3 separate regions of the Homo sapiens genome follow, and regions 2 and 3 are each linked to region 1. A link is a loop called in an ENCODE intact Hi-C map of the cell type or tissue named here. Cell type or tissue: GM12878. All regions are shown on one strand. Region 1 has its middle 17 kb from the start of TNFAIP2. Region 2 overlaps LOC105370686 (a long non-coding RNA gene). Region 3 has its middle 8.1 kb from the start of LBHD2.

Region 1 (5,000 bases):
CTCCCCTGCATGGCCCCCTGACCCTGGGCAAACGTGGGGAGAGATGGCGCCTGAGCCCCGATGGAAGCTGTCAGTGGGCCCTGGCACACATTCTCCCACGGGGGCGGACTTAGGTCCCAAAGTGACCCCCAGCCTCGCGGCGGCCAGGGCGGGCCGAGTCGTCGGAGCGCGGCGGGACCTGGGGCCAGGTGGACCCCCCTCCCCGGGCTGCGTCCACCCCTGGCAGAGGGGCGGGCTCCGGGCGCGAGGCCCCAGGCGAGGAGGAAGAGGGTGCGGGCGGCGCCTTGGAGGTTCCTGCTGTTCCTGCTTTTCGGGGCGGGGGCCTTCCGGGTCACTGTCCCGCCAGCTGTTGGATCTGCACCAGTAACTTCTCCAGGAAAATCCCCCGGAGAGGAGGATCTGCCCGGCGGAGGGGAGCGAGTCCCCCAGCGCGGGGACAGGGCGGGCGGAGCGGGGCCTGGGCCAGGCCTGGTGCCTTTGTGCAAGGACGGGCCCCGGGCTGCCCAGGCTCCTGTGAGCAGGGGTGGAGCGGGGAGGCCGCAGCCCCCGCGGAACACCGGGCGCCCCCGGCCTCCAGCAGTGGGAAGCAGCCCGGGGGCTGACGCTCCCTGCAGGAGCCAGGAGCAAGCAAACAAGCAGCTTGAGTGCAGGCGCGGGGACGGGCCGGGGGTGCCTGCGGGTGAAAGGGCGGCTCAAAGGGACAGTCGCTGGAGGCCCGGTCTTGAGGAGGTGCCTGGAGCAGACCCGGGCTGGGCGCTGCGGGGGAGGGAGGAGGTTGCGGAGGCCGGCGGGCGGGAACGGGGAGGAATTCCAGGTTTCAGGCAAAGAAAGACGGCAGGACTGGGGAAAAGGGATCCTGGACAGGAGACTCCGCAGGAGGAAGGAGGGGGCCGGTAAGTGGGCTCCTTCCAGCTGGGGAGCGGGGCTGGAAGGGGCTGGAGACGCGAGTTTCAACTCATGGGATTTATGGCTTGGAAAGACCCCTCTGCCCTTCGGGGGCGCTGGGGTCCCCAGGGGAGAGATGAGGGCGGCAGCGAGGGCCCCCTCGTGCAGTGAGATGGAGCGAGCTCTCGGTGGGCTGAGGGAAAGAGCAGCCCAGGGGCTTCTAAGAGACCGGGAGGGAACCAGGCTGCTTCCAGGGACAGGGAGGGCCTGGGAGGGGAGAAAGGGCTGAGGAAGCGCTTGGTCAAGTTCAGGGGGAGAGGTCCCTCCGCACTCGCAGTTGTGCCCTGTGTCACCACGATGTTGTTCCCAAAGTATTCTTCTGGTGTTTTTTTTATTTTTATTTTTTCCTTCTTTTCACAGGTGTTGACCCAAAGTATTTTCTCTCATGCCTGGCCACTCTGCCCTGGACCCTCAACCCAGCCGAATATGACACATCTCCAGAAACCCAGCAGGCGCAAGCCGCAGGGTTGGCCTTAAAATCCTGCTTAAACAGGAGACCCTGGAGGCCTGCTTCAGTGCCACCAGCCTAACCGCCAGGGCTCATCAAAGACGCTGCCCAGATGCATTGAACGTAAGCAAGATCAGCAAAGGTTTATCTCAACTTCAGACTCACTCCCAGAAACTCACTCTTGGGAGCTCTCTGTGGAATTGGGCCCCCCTTCTTCTGGTATTATGTTTTCAAAACTGACAGGGATATGAAAGAAAAACTTATCCAGGAAAGAAAATTGGGTTGAACATTTAACATCTCATTTAAGTCTTGCAATAATGGCTATATGTATTTTTGCTAAATAAATCTTCTATTAATCTTTTTTTTTTTTAAAGTTTGAGATGTCTGCAGAATGGGCATGTGGTTCATTAGAGTGACCAATACCCCGGTGAGTGACAACACTTTGTGTGCGAGGCTGCCGGCCGCCAGGCCCTCTCTCTCGCTCACTGCTTTGGGGGCATCATTTTGCACAGCCCCTGTGGAGGGTGATTTGGGCTTCCGGGTCAGGCTGACAAATGCAGGAACCTGTGAGGCAGCCATTCTCCTTCCAGGAATGTACCTTATCCATGCTCTACCAGCTATGCAAAGCAACTTGAGTGCCAGACTAGTCACTTCAGTTACAGTAGCAACATACTGGAAACTCCCTAAATGCCCATCGGCAGACACCAGGGAAATCACTGCAGTGCACCCAAACAATGGAGTACTATGTGGCGGTGAAAAAGAATGAGGAAGTTCTCTCTGTTCTCATGTTGACATTCAGGACACATAACGTTAAGTGGAAAAAAGCACAGTGCAGAGCAGAGTTTGTGGTGTGTGTGTGTGTGTCTGAGAGAGAGAGAGAGAGAGAGAGAGAGAGGTGAACAGGGTTGGATGGGGACAGAAGTTAGGAAGGAGGTATTTGGCCGTATAGCTTGTAAATTTTCATTATGAGGCATGTGAATGTGTTATATTATTAGCATTTTATAACTGAACATTTAACTGAGAAAATGAAAGTGGTGTTGCTGGAGATGGGAGGAGAGAGGAGGAAAATACTTTAGTGTCTCAGGGGTAGGCTCAACCAGCCATGTCCAGCGCCTCTTTGAAGTGGGTTCATCAGCAACCTGTGACTTGGCGTGAAGCCAAGTTCAGCGCTGAGGTGCAGACTGTAATCACAGGGCTGAGTTTAACCAAGACTCTGGTTTTGTCAGGCGATCACTATGGAGGATGATAGCTGAGCCGTGGGAGGGGCTTGCCAGGGAGAAGTCATACCGATGGGCGATACCCATACTGACTGCTGCTATACCCAGCAGTCCCTGGTCGCCCCCAGAACTCCCATCCTCTGACCCTGTGCTGCCTTGCAGCCCCTCAGCCCCCCATGCATGCCCCCCATGCATGCCCCCACCATCCCTGCAGTGAGACCCCGCAGCCTCCTGAGATGCCAGGTAAGCCATGCACAGCCAGGTGCTGTGCCTCAGAACTTGCTGCAAAGCTACTTATGCAAGGCGGGGGAAGCCGTCCTGGGAGGCTGTGCAGGTGAGCAGCCAATAAACAAGTGAAAAGAAACCCCCCTCCCTCCTTGTTTGTCTCTCCAGCGCCCTCTACTGACAGTGCACAGCACCGTGCCAGCAGGAGAGAGGGAAAAGTTCCAGAATCCCCAAGTAGGGCAGTGAAAGATGGGCTTGGGTCAGAGGCAGTAGATGGATAGCAGGCAGTTGCTTTCCATATGCACCCTTTTACACACGTTTAACCTTTTCTAAAAATTCCAGTAAATGCAATACATGTATCCTTCCCACAAGTGAAGATGCACTCACGCTGTCTCCAAAATGAGGAGACAGTGAGGACAAGGTGCCAATGGTTACTGTAGCCACTGTTGGCTCTGTTAATTACACCACAAATTCAACCACAGTCCACTGAATATCTTGTTACCTGAAGACTGAATGGTAACACTAACCTCCAAAAAATTGTGTGTACAATACAGATGCCAGCGAGAGAAAACAGGAAAATGGTTGGCATGTGGAAACAAACACGTGAAAACAAGCAAAGGAAACTAAGCAAAACTACTACACTCCTTGCTTCCGTGACAGTTGGGAGCCGAGGCTTGAAGTCCATGGTTCCTTCTCCCATCACTCATCCTGGATTTTCCCCTCCCTCAGCCGGGACCTCAGCTAGTTGGTGATCTTTACTTGATGAAACAACTAAAACTTTCATTTCAGAAGGTTCTGAGTCCTCAATTTTCCTGCCTTTCTATGGCTGGGGTAGTTTTCCATGAACCTTTTCTATTGGCCATGGAAATAGTCAGAAGTGCCGCAGAGAATGAATGCCCTGATTTCCAGACATAGTAGCAGCTGCCTGGTCTCCCAGGAGAATCAGAACCTATCACTGCAGTCAAGAGAGCAATCATTTTTTAGGTCTTTTGGTGTCATGACAGAATGAGCCCCAGATGGCCAGGTGGCGGCATCATCTTTCAATTTAATGAAACCATTGCTGTGTCTCCTGGTTGAAGGATGTTCCTCTCCGGGACTAAGACCTTCACATTAGCAGAGCTCAAAGTTGCTGCGACAGGAAGCAAAAATCCTGCCAGCTGGTTGTTATTGGGGGTAATAGTAAGTGGATCCCCCTCATATCAACTGGTTGCATGGAGTTCTAATCGGGGAAGAGGAGTCAGGCTGGGGGGAGCAGGGAAAGCAAAACAAACAAACAAAAAACAGATAAGCTATAAGCCTGCCTTTCTACATGGCCCAGGACACACAGAGCCCTCCTAAGCAAATAACTCACAATCTTCCTGTGCCCATCTTATCGCCAGATCCTCAGCCGATAGACAAGTGTCAGTTAGCTCGCTGCAACCTGGGCATTATCAGCACTGCGCGTGGCCCTCTCCAGCACAAGCACCATCCTATAAAATCCCCCACAAGTCTTTGTCTCCTTGTAGTCAGCTCCCCTTTTGCTGATCTGCCCATTGCTTTCTTGCAATGTATTTTCCTGTGTTCTCTAATAAGCCTGCCTGTCTTTACCTACAACTCTCTTGGTAAATTCCTTTATTGCATGCGCCACTGGTCCTAGTTAGTCACTACCTGTGACAGCTTGGTTTCTGGAGCCATGCATTTTGGCTATAAGGGAAGTAGAACCATGTGGTGGCCCCTGATTCAAAGCGTATATGGAATCCTGTAAAATAGAGTCCATCTTTCCTGGGTATTGCCACTCAGTCTTTTGCTGAGGCTAGCTCCTTCTGGGTGATAGAATAAGCAGTAAGATCAGTGAATTCCACGGCCACGAGCCACTGTGGCATTTCCTTGGTGGTGAAATGGGTTCCTTGGTCAGAAGCAGCCCTGCATGGAAGCCATGATGGTGAAAGGCATCACGTGAGGCTACAAGCAGCAGTGCTGCAGAAACACTCTGGGTAAGGGAGGCAAAGTGTGTCCCTTCCAGGAAGGTGAGTCTGTGTCCCCTCCATGATGGAAGAGACCAGGACCCACCTGCTACCAGATGCTGGCTGCTCTCTGTGGGGGAAGGTGCCATCAGGCACTCAGTGCTGCTCTCTGGGGTTGTGAGAGGGGGCTGCCAGCAGTGAGATTAGTCAGACCAGCCTGGA
Region 2 (5,000 bases), 150 kb after region 1:
CCTACCCTGTCACCTCAGACTCAGAAGGAGGGCCGCAGAGCCACCTGGACCTGAGCTTCAATTCTCTTAAGGCTCTACCAGGGTGACCCTTCAGCGGAGAATCCAGAGTGGGGGCTGCATGTGAATGAAGCTCAATCATGGGGGGCTGCATCTGAAGCTCTCAAGCAATGGAGGCTGGATCTGAAACTGTCAATCACTGGGGGCTGCATGTGAAGCTGTCAATCACTGGGGGCTGTATCTGAAGCTCTCAATCAGTGGGGGCTGCTCTGGGGCTCTCAATCAATGGGGCTGCCTCTGAGGCTCTCAGTCAATAGGAGCTGCATCTGAGACTCAGTCAATAGGGCCTGCATCTGAGACTCTCAATCAATGAGGACTGCATCTAAGACTCTCAGTCAATAGGGGCTGCATCTGAGACTCAGTCAATGAGGACTGCATCTGAGAGTCAATCAATAGGGGTTGTGTCTGAGACTTAATCAATGGGAGCTGCCTCTGAGACTCTCAATCAATGGAGGCTGCGTGTGAAGCTCTCAATCAATGAGGGGTGCATCCGGGACTCTCAAGCAACGGGGGGTACATCTGAGACTCTCAAGCAATGGGGGCTGCACGTGAAGCTCTCAATCAATGGGGGTGCATCTGAGACACTCAAGCAATGGGGGCTGCATGTGAAGCTCTCAATGGAGGCTGCATCTGGGGCTCTCAATCAATGGAGGCTGATTCTGAAGCTCTCAATCAATGGGGGCCGCATCTGAATCTCTCAATCAATGGAGGCTGCATCTGAAGCTGTCACTCAGTGGGGGCTCCATGTGAACCTCTCAGTCAATGGGGGCTGCATCTGAGACTCTCAATCAATGCGGGCTGCATTTGAGATTTCAATCAATAGGGGCTGCATCTGAGAGTAATTCAGGGTTGTGTCTGAGAATCAGTGCGGACTGCCTCTGAGACTTTCAGTCATTGGGGGCTGCATCTTAGACTTTCAATCAACAGGGGCTGCATCTGAGACTTTCAAGCAATGGGGGCTACACGTGAAGCTCTCAATCAATGGGGGATGCATCTGAGACTCTCAACCAGTGGGGGGTGCATCTGAGACACTCAAGCAATGGGGGCTGCATGTGAAGCTCTCAATGGAGGCTGCATCTGGGGCTCTCAATCAATGGAGGCTGATTCTGAAGTTTTCAATCAATGGGGGCCACATCTGAATCTCTCAATCAATGGAGGCTGCATCTGAAGCTGTCACTCAGTGGGGGCTCCGTGTGAACCTCTCAGTCAATGGGGGCTGCATCTGAGACTCTCTATCAATGGGGGCTGCATCTGAGACTATCAATGGGGGCTGCTCTGGAGCTCTCAATGGGGCTTCCTCTGGGGCTCTCAGTCTATGGGGCTGCATCTGAGACTGCCAATCAATGGAGGCTGCAGTTGAGACTTCAATCAATAGGGGCTGCATCTGAGAGTCATTGAGGGTTGTGTCTGGGAATCAGTGGGGACTGCCTCTGAGACTCTCAGTCAATGGGGGCTGCACCTGAGACTTTCAATCAACAGGGGCTGCATCTGAGACTCAATCAATAGGGGCTGCATCTGAGACTCTCGATCAATGGGGGCTGCATCTGAGACTCTCTATCAGTGGGGCTGCCTCTGGGGCTCTCAGTCTATGGGGGCTGCATCTGAGAGTCAATCAACAGGGGCTGCATCTGAAACTTAATCAATGGGAGCTGCCTCTGAGACTCTCAATCAATGGGGACTGCATGTGAAGCTCTCAATCAGTGGAGGCTGCACCTGGGGATCTCAACCAATAGGGGCTGCATCTGAGACTCAATCAATGGGGCTGCATCTGAGACTCAATCAGTGGAGGCCGCATCTGAGACTCTAATCAATGGAGGCCGCATCTGAGACTCAAAACGGTGTGGGAGTGCACGGCAAATCTGGCCTTTGGTGCCCTCTGGTGGGCATTGCATGCCCTGCTGACCAGTCTGAGGACAGAGATGAGGGAAAGAAATCAGGGTAGCGTGGGGCTGTCCAGGGTTTTCCCCACCGACATGGATGACAGGGTGACCCTGAAGAAGTCACTCTTTTCTCTTAGCCTTGGCTTCCTAATCTGCAAAGATGGTGACAGATACATTCCATTTCAAAAGGCTGCCAGGGTCTAGGCGCAGCTGCTCATGCCTGTAATATCAGGTGCACTTTGGGAGGCTGAGGGAGGAGGATCACTTGAGCCCAGGAGTTTAAGACCAGCCTGGGCAAGATAGTGAGACCCCCATCGCTACAAATAAAATAAAATAAAATAAAAATTAGCTGGGTGTGCTGGTGTGTGCTTGTGGACCCAGGTCCTCCGGAGGCTGAGGTGAGAGGATCACCTGGGCCAGGGAGGCCAAGGCTGCGGTGAACCATGATTGTGCCACCACACTCCAGCCTAGGTGGCAGAGTAAGACCCTATCTTTAAAACACAAACAAAAAACAAACAAACAAAACTGCCAGGGATGAGATAGTTCAGGCAAGACTGTGCAAGTCCACAGCCCTGGCAGTTCCTTCCTGTGTCTCCCAGACAGAGGGGCTGAGTTCCAGAAGAAGAGGGTTTCACCGTCCCGCGCCCTCCCCTCCATCCTGTGTCTGGCTGCCAGGGGATGTTCCTAAGCCCTTCAGGTTCCTGCTGGCCATAGGACAGTCCCCGAGTGCTCTGGCCTGGCTCTCGAGGACGGGGATGCCCTGCCTGTCCCTTCCCCAGCCTCAGCTGTGCTGACACCTTCCATCCCCACACACACCTATACTGTGACCACCTCCTGGCCTTTGCCCCTGCTGACCCCCTTGGTCACTCCCTCCCGCTGTCCCCTTGCCCTCTGACAAATTCCTATCTTCCTTGTAATCCCAGTGTGGGTGGGCATCTTCTCCTCTGAGAACCTTCCTGGATCCCACTGCTCACCCCCACCCCGCCCCGGCCTCCCCTCTCCCCGGCCCCACCCCGGGTCTTCCCTCTCCACAGCTCCGCCCCAGCCTGCAGTCCACTCGCGTCTTGTCATATGAGACCCTGGGTGTCTCACATCCGACACGGCTTTAATTTTTATCTTCCTTACATGTTGTTCTCCCTTGTTGAACTAGGAGATCCCCTGACCTTGGTTTTCTTCCAGGCCCCGGAGACGCCTGGCCTGTGTTGAGAAGGGTACAAGTGTGTTGAAACCTCTGTCCGACTGAGGCGGCACATCAGCAGAAAGGAGCCAGGGAGCCCAGGGACGCCTGCGGGCAGTCCCTCTGCCCTCCTACCCACACCTGCTTCTGGGCAGCCAGTGTTCATCTCTCGGAGGCCATGGGCCTGGGGACTGGGTTCAGGTGAGCCATGCTGCAGGTGCTCCCCACGCCTCGCAAAGCTGGCAGGAGAGGACTAGCAGCCTGCACTCCCGGTGCCCACCCCGGGTCCAGCTGGGCCAGAACTTTTTGTTCAGAAGAAAGCCAAGGCTGTTCTTTCCAGAATCCATGTTGAAGGGTTTCCTCTTCTCCCGGGACTGCAGCTCACAGGGACCTTCCTTCAGTTGTTTAATTTACTCTATAAGTTATAGCAAAAAGAACATTGATTCAAGACAATCCCCATCAGAGTCTCAGCTGGCTTCTTTGTAGGAATTAAGCTGATCTTAAAATTCATGTAGAAACTCAAGGAACCCAGACAGCCAAAAAAAAATCTTGAAAAAGAGCAAAGATTGGAGGATTCACACTTTCTGATTTCAAAATTTACTACAAAGCTACAGTAGTCAAACCTGTGTGTGCTTGTATAAAGACAGACATATAGACCCATACAATAGAACTGAGATTCCAGAAAGAAACTCACATTTAGGGGTCAGTTGATTTTGATGAGAGCCAAGGCACTCTCATCAAAATCAATTGACCCCCAAATGTGAGGGTGAAGTGGGGAAAGAACAGTCTTTTCTTCAGCTGGGAGAGCGGAGAGCCACCTGCAGAAGAACGAAGTTGGAGCTCTACTTCACATCATATACATAAAGTAAATGAAAATGTACAAGACCCTTTCAGTTTAAAGATTATAATCTCGAATCCACATTATAACTAACCTTTAATCCACATTTTAACCAATCTTTGATTATAACTCATCTTTTAAAGAATCTTTAAATAATCATGATAACTAATCTTTAAACATCTCCAGTTTTGGTGTGGTATCAAAGAAGGATAGTCACAACTATCTAAAGACTGTATTGAATTACTCATCCTTTTCCAACAGCATGTCTGTGAGCGGCTGAATATTCCCCACAAACTTCAACCAAAACAACGTATCACAACAGACTCATGCAGAAGCAGATATGAGAATCTACCTGTCTCCTATCAAGCCAGACCATAAAGATATTGACAAAAATGAAAACTAATGCCACCCTTATTGTTAACTTTGTTGTTGTGGTTTCAGAACATACTTATTTTTCATTTAAAAATAATGACTAATGTTAACATGTTATGGCTTTGTCATTCTTTTAAAATAAATATTATTTCTAAACAAATATTCTTTTTAAATAAAAATTTATTTTCAAATGTATCTATGTATACAGTCATGTGTTGCTTAACAACAGGGATACATTTTGAGAGGTGTCATTAGGCAATTTCGTGGCTGCGTGAACATCATGACAAAGACCTAGATGAGGCAGCCTACTACACACCTGTACAACGTGGGACTGTACTGAATACTGTAGGCAATTGTGACACAATGGTAAGTATTAATATTTGTGGATCTAGGCCAGGCATGGTGGCTCACGCCTGTAATCCCAGAACTTTGGGAGGCCGAGGCAGGTGGATCACCTGAGGTCAGGAGTTCAAGACCAGCCTGGCCAACATGGTGAAACCCCATCTCTACTAAAAATACAAAAATTAGCTGGGGATGGTGGTAGGTGCCTGTAGTCCCAGCTACTTGGGAGGCTGAGGCAGGAGAATCGCTTGAACCCAGGAGGTGGAGATTGCAGTGAGCTGAGATCATACCACTGCACTCCAGCCTGGGTGACAGGGCCAGACTCTGTCTCAAA
Region 3 (5,000 bases), 65 kb before region 1:
CACCTTTACACCCCACCCAGCCAACCCAGGCTGCACACCCCTCGGGCGCAGTGTTGGCACTGAGTCTGGTGACCGCTCGCTGGGAGGAAATGTTGGCCTGCATGACTGAGTGACCTGACTGCTGGGAGGCCGGGGCTGGGGGAGACGGGATGCCGGGGAAATGGGTGCCCAGGCCAGGACAGAGTGCGCACAAGCAGCCTAGCCTCAGGCATCCGTTCTCCCTGACTGCTCTGGGGCACAGAGGCAGGGCAGGGCCCAGGATGTCAGGCCCCACCCTGCAGCCATGATGCGGGACTGAGGCTAGCCGGGCCTTGAATCCTACCCCAAACCCCCGCAGGTGGGGCCAGGGCCATGAAGGGCTGGACCCCTATCTCCCTGGCGGCCACAGTCACATCTTTGCCCCTAGGGCTCAGGGGATTCCCTTGGAGGCTTTTAGAGCTCAGCAAGAATCAGTTCAACCTGTGGCTGCTGGGGTGTGGGCGGGTTCTGCATGATTTGCGGGCCCAGCACCCATCATGCCTGTCCGCAGGGCTCAGCGCCCCTGGTGCAGGAGGAGAGGGAGGGCAACAGGGCTCCCCTGTGGGCCGCTGGCCTTGGGGGTTCCTCCCTTGGCTCTGGGCTTCTCCAGCTGTGGTTCCAGGGCAAGCCTCTTTCCCTCCCAGTCTCAGTATGTGTTCCTGTACCGCCCCAGTGCTGTCCTGGGACTGGAGGTCTCCAGGCCCCAGCTGGGGTGTGGCCAGTGTCAATGTAGCTGCAGTGACGGGGTGTCTCCCCACCCCGGCACCTTCCTGCCTCCGGGGCCCCGCAGCCCAGTGCACAGTGTCATGGTGCACTCCAGGACGGAGCTCTCCCCTCACAAGCTCTGTGACCCCAGGCAGGCTCTTCAGCCTCTCGGTCCCTGGTTTCCTCCCTGTAAATGGGATACTACGCCATCTTTATAGGGCTTCCATGATTCAGTGAAGCCATCTGGTTTCAGGCCAATTGCCTGGAGAGTGCCTGCTCACAGGACATGCGGTGTGAGCTGAGCTAGGATTATGGCGTAGCTCTCCAGCACACTTGTGCACTATACACACACATACCATTTCCGTCTTACCCACCACCGTACTAAGGAGGACTTTTTAAGAAGGGGCACACACTTTAGAGTTAATGTTTGTTACACAAAGGTGGCCCACGACAATTAGTGCTCATTTAGCACGTGCCTGGCAGCAGGACCTTGCCCACCTCTGTGAACAGGAGCTGCCCCTTAGTGAGGTGAGACTGTGCTGGCCACACGGCAGGACCTGGCCATCCCCAGAGCTTCCCAGCTGGAGGCTGCCAGCTGCTGCCCTCAGCAGTGAGGAGTCCTCAGAGGCTCTGGAAGTTACAACCCTGACCCTCCGCCTGAGACCTGAGCCCTGCCAGGCCTGTCTGTGTGCACAGCACCAGGGTTAAAGTGGGGCCAAGTAGGGCAGGCGACAAGCAAGGTCCCCTGCGGTGGGCGGGCTGAGGGTGGGGCAGGCTGAACTCTGCCAGCCCAGGGCGGGCCGGATGACCTCAGCTCCGGGTGACACCGGTGGGCGTCGGGTGTGGCCTCAGACAGCTCCCTTCCTCCCCGGCTGGTTGCCAGGTCAACACCGGGTGGGACTAGCCTCTGGTGTCGGCAGTAGCCCCATGCTCCCGGCCTTTGGGTTCTTGCATGCGCCGTCCCCATCACCTGGCTGCCCCTCTCACTTCCGTCTCCACCTGTCCCGGGTCACCTGTCCTTCAAGCCAGAAATTAAGGACAGCACCCCCTCCCAGACCGCCTGGCTGCAGTCCCGGGATGGGCGCTCCTAGTCGCCTAGATCGGGCCCCCGCTGAGCCCGATCCCCCTCCCCGCTCCGCGCCGGAGCCGAGCTCCCTGCGCCGGACCAGCAAGCGCCCGGGCCTCGACTTCCCCTTCCGTGCAATGGGAAGCAAGCCTCGCTTTCCTATGAGCAGGGTGTCGGCTCCGCGCGGGCCCCGGCCCTGGATCCTGCTTGGCTTTGCCTGGAGCCTCATTCTCTCCGGCTGTGCCGGGGGAGGCTGGAGGCGGCGGCGAGGGGGACAGGAGTGTCGCCCGGCTCCTCCGCCCGCGGCCGCCGAGGGACGTGGTCGGGCGTTCCTCTCTCGAGCCGGGAGGGGGCGCTGGAGCACCGGGAACCCGGGGCCGTTAGCACCGCCCCTCCTGCCGACGCCCCGCCTCCGGCCGCGTTTCCCCGGGCCTGGTCCCGCTCCGCTCCGCGGCGCCTCCTCTCCGCAACTCCCACTAGGAGGGCAGACCCTCAGCCGGAGCCGAGGCCGCGCCCCGCAGCCGCGCCCCGGGGCTGCCCCTGTGGGTGGAGCCTCTTAGGACGACATCCAAACACCCCGGGCGGGCGCGGGACTCACGCCGGGAATCCCAGCACTTTGGGAGGCCGAGGCGGGCGGATCACCTGAGGTCAGCAGATCGAGACCAGCCTGAGCAAGATGGTGAAACCCCGTCTCTGCTAAAAATACAAAATTAGCCTGGCGTGGTGGTGGGTGCCTGTAATCCCAGCTACTCAGGAGGCTGAGGCAGGAGAATCGCTTGAACCTGGGAGGCGGAGGTTGCAGTGAGCTGAGATCACGCCACTCTGCACTCCAACCTGGGCGACTGAGCGAGACTTCGTCCCAAAACAAACAAACAAAAAAACCCACCAAAAAATAAAAAACTGAAACCGTATTTTTTTTTTCGACAGGGTCTTGCTCTGTAACCCAAGCTGGAGTGCAGTGATGCGATCACGGCTCAATGCAACCTCAACCTCTCCGGGCTCAAGTGATCCTCCCACCTCAGCCTCCCAAGTAGCTGGGACTACAGGCGCCGCCACTCCTGGCTCCTTTTTTTTTTTCTTTTTTGAGACGGAGTCTGCCTCTATCGCCCAGGCTGGAGTGCAGTGGCTCGATCTCGGCTCACTGCAACCTCCACCTCCCAGGTCCAAGCAATTCTTCTGCCTCAGCCTCCCGAGTAGCTGGGACTACAGGCGTGTACCACCGTGCCCGGCGAATTTTTGTATTTTCAGTAGAGAGGGGTTTCACCGTGTTGCTCAGGCTGGTCTCTCTCTCGTGACCTCCAGATGATCCGCCCGCATGGTCCTCCCAAAATGCTGGGATTACAGGCGAGAGCCACCGTGCTTGGCTAATTTTTTTTTTTTTTAGATGGAGTCTCTATCTGTCGCCTGGGCTGGAGTGCAGTGGCGTGATCTTGGCTCACATCAAGCTCTGCCTCCTCGGTTCACGCCATTCTCCTGCCTCAGCCTCCTGAGTAGCTGGGACTATAGGCGCCCACCACCACGCCCGGCTAATTTTTGTATTTTTAGTAGAGACGGGGTTTCACTGTGTTAGCCAGGATGGTCTCAATCTCCTGACCTCGTGATCCGCCCGTCTCGGCCTCCCAAAGTGCTGGGATTACAGGCGTGAGCCACCGCGCCCGGCCAATTTTTGTATTTTTAGTAGAGACGGGGTTTCACCATCTTGGCCAGGCTGGTCTTCAACTCCTCACCTCGTGATCCACCCGCCTCCGCATCCCAAAGTGCTGGGATTACAGGTGTGAGCCACCGTGCCCAGCCTACTTTTTAAAAAAAATAATAATTTTTTAGAGATGGGGGGGATCTCACTATGTTGCCCAGGCTGGTCTCGAGCTCCTGGGCTCAAGCGATCTGCCCGCCTTGGCCTTCCAAATTACAGTCGTGAGACACTGCTCCTGGCCATAAAAAACCCCTCTGAAACTGGGTGATTTGTAACACATCCAGAGGGAAACGTCTGGAAACTGCTGTCAACCAATACTTAGGGGCTGGGGATTTAGTGTGGGAGAAGACAGCTGGAAGTCCTTGCACCAGGGCTTCCTAGCAGGGTGAGATAGTCCCAGGAGAGGCTGGAGGCCTCTTCCAGTCACCTTCTTCTTTCACTCTCCATCCACCCGCCTGGCCCCTCCAACCTCCACCAGGGTTATTTATTTATTTATTTATTATTTATTTATTATTTATTTTTTGTTTTTGAGACAGAGTCTCCCTCTGTCGTCCAGGCTGGAGTACAGTGGCGCGATCTCCGCTCGCTGCAAGCTCCGCCTCCCAGGTTCACGCCATTCTCCTGCCTCAGCCTCCGGAGTAGCTGGGACTACAGGCGCCCGCCATCACGCCCGGAGAATTTTTTGTATTTTTAGTGGAGACGGGGTTTCACCGTGTTAGCCAGGATGGTCTCGATCTCCTGACTTCGTGATCCACCCGCCTCGGCCTCCCAAAGTGCTGGGATTACAGGCGTGAGCCACCGCGCCCGGCCCCAGGGTCATTTATTTAGGACCCCCTGCCTGCCAGTCTGCCAAGGGGCACAGGAGTTGGTCCTGGACCTGCCCTGTCAGAGGATCATCACGATCCTGTGGCATAGGGCCACAGTGCTCACATGGCCCAGCCTGGTGGCATGAGCCTGTGCAGTCCCAGCTACTCCAGAGGCCGGGGTGGGAGGATCTCTTCAGCCTAGGAGTTCGAGGCCAGATTGGGAAACAGCAAGGCTGCATCTGTTAAAAAAAAAAAAAGAAAGAAGGGAAGAAAGAAAAAAAGGAAGGAAGGGAGTAGCAGAGAGGAAGGAAGGAGGGAAGCAGAGGAAGGGGAGGAAGGGAGGAAGGAAGGAACGATTATATGTAGCAGAGACATGCATATAAAACACCCAAAGGAAGGAAGGAAGGAGGGAGGGAGGGAGGGAGAGAAAGAAGGAAGGAAGGAAGAAGGGAGGAAGGAAGGAAGGATTATATGTAGCAGAGACATGCAGGTAAAACACCGAAGTGGTGTATTGTCACTGCGCAGTCCTTGATGTTGCCCAGGCAGTCTGCGGTGTCTTACTCCAAGACGGCCACAAGAGGGTACTGAGAGCAAGCCTTTCTGGCCCAGGGCCAGGCTTTCCGCTTCCAGTGGAGCACCCCAGTAGATGCAGATGCCGCCCTCACCTCCGTTCTTTTTTTTTTTTTTTTTTTTGAGATGGTCTCACTTCATC

The links. Hi-C counts contacts between places; a loop is a spot of excess contacts. Peaks named below come from ENCODE experiments on the same cell type or tissue, not always from the same donor. Only the 100,000 strongest peaks of a DNase experiment are listed, where the experiment ranks them.
Region 2: it touches region 1 in a loop (5-fold over the local background); 4 of 110 quality-filtered maps call a loop at or near these places.
Region 3: a loop joins it to region 1, with 8 times the contacts of the local background. A loop is called at or near these places in 5 of 110 quality-filtered maps.

The regions. Positions count from the first base shown.
Region 1 is chr14:103,138,368-103,143,367 of GRCh38, forward strand. It overlaps the pseudogene NDUFB4P11. Among named protein-coding and RNA genes, the nearest start is that of TNFAIP2, 17 kb to the left of the region's middle. RefSeq lists enhancers at 1,950-1,999, 2,030-2,079. In GM12878, CTCF peaks have their summits at 3,017 (motif pointing left) and 3,891; DNase peaks (open chromatin) are centred at 2,114, 2,534 and 2,967; H3K4me3 peaks cover 623 bases; H3K27ac peaks cover 903 bases.
Region 2 is chr14:103,291,049-103,296,048 of GRCh38, forward strand. LOC105370686 (a long non-coding RNA gene) reads right to left here. Exons shown (of 3, transcript XR_944246.2): 3 at 3,026-3,529. Among named protein-coding and RNA genes, the nearest start is that of EIF5, 41 kb to the right of the region's middle. In GM12878, a CTCF peak has its summit at 1,936 (motif pointing left); a DNase peak (open chromatin) is centred at 1,973.
Region 3 is chr14:103,073,587-103,078,586 of GRCh38, forward strand. No RefSeq gene overlaps it. Among named protein-coding and RNA genes, the nearest start is that of LBHD2, 8.1 kb to the right of the region's middle. RefSeq lists an enhancer at 1,228-1,819 and a silencer at 2,013-2,462. In GM12878, CTCF peaks have their summits at 2,146 (motif pointing right) and 4,865 (motif pointing right); DNase peaks (open chromatin) are centred at 2,245 and 4,905; H3K4me3 peaks cover 1,023 bases.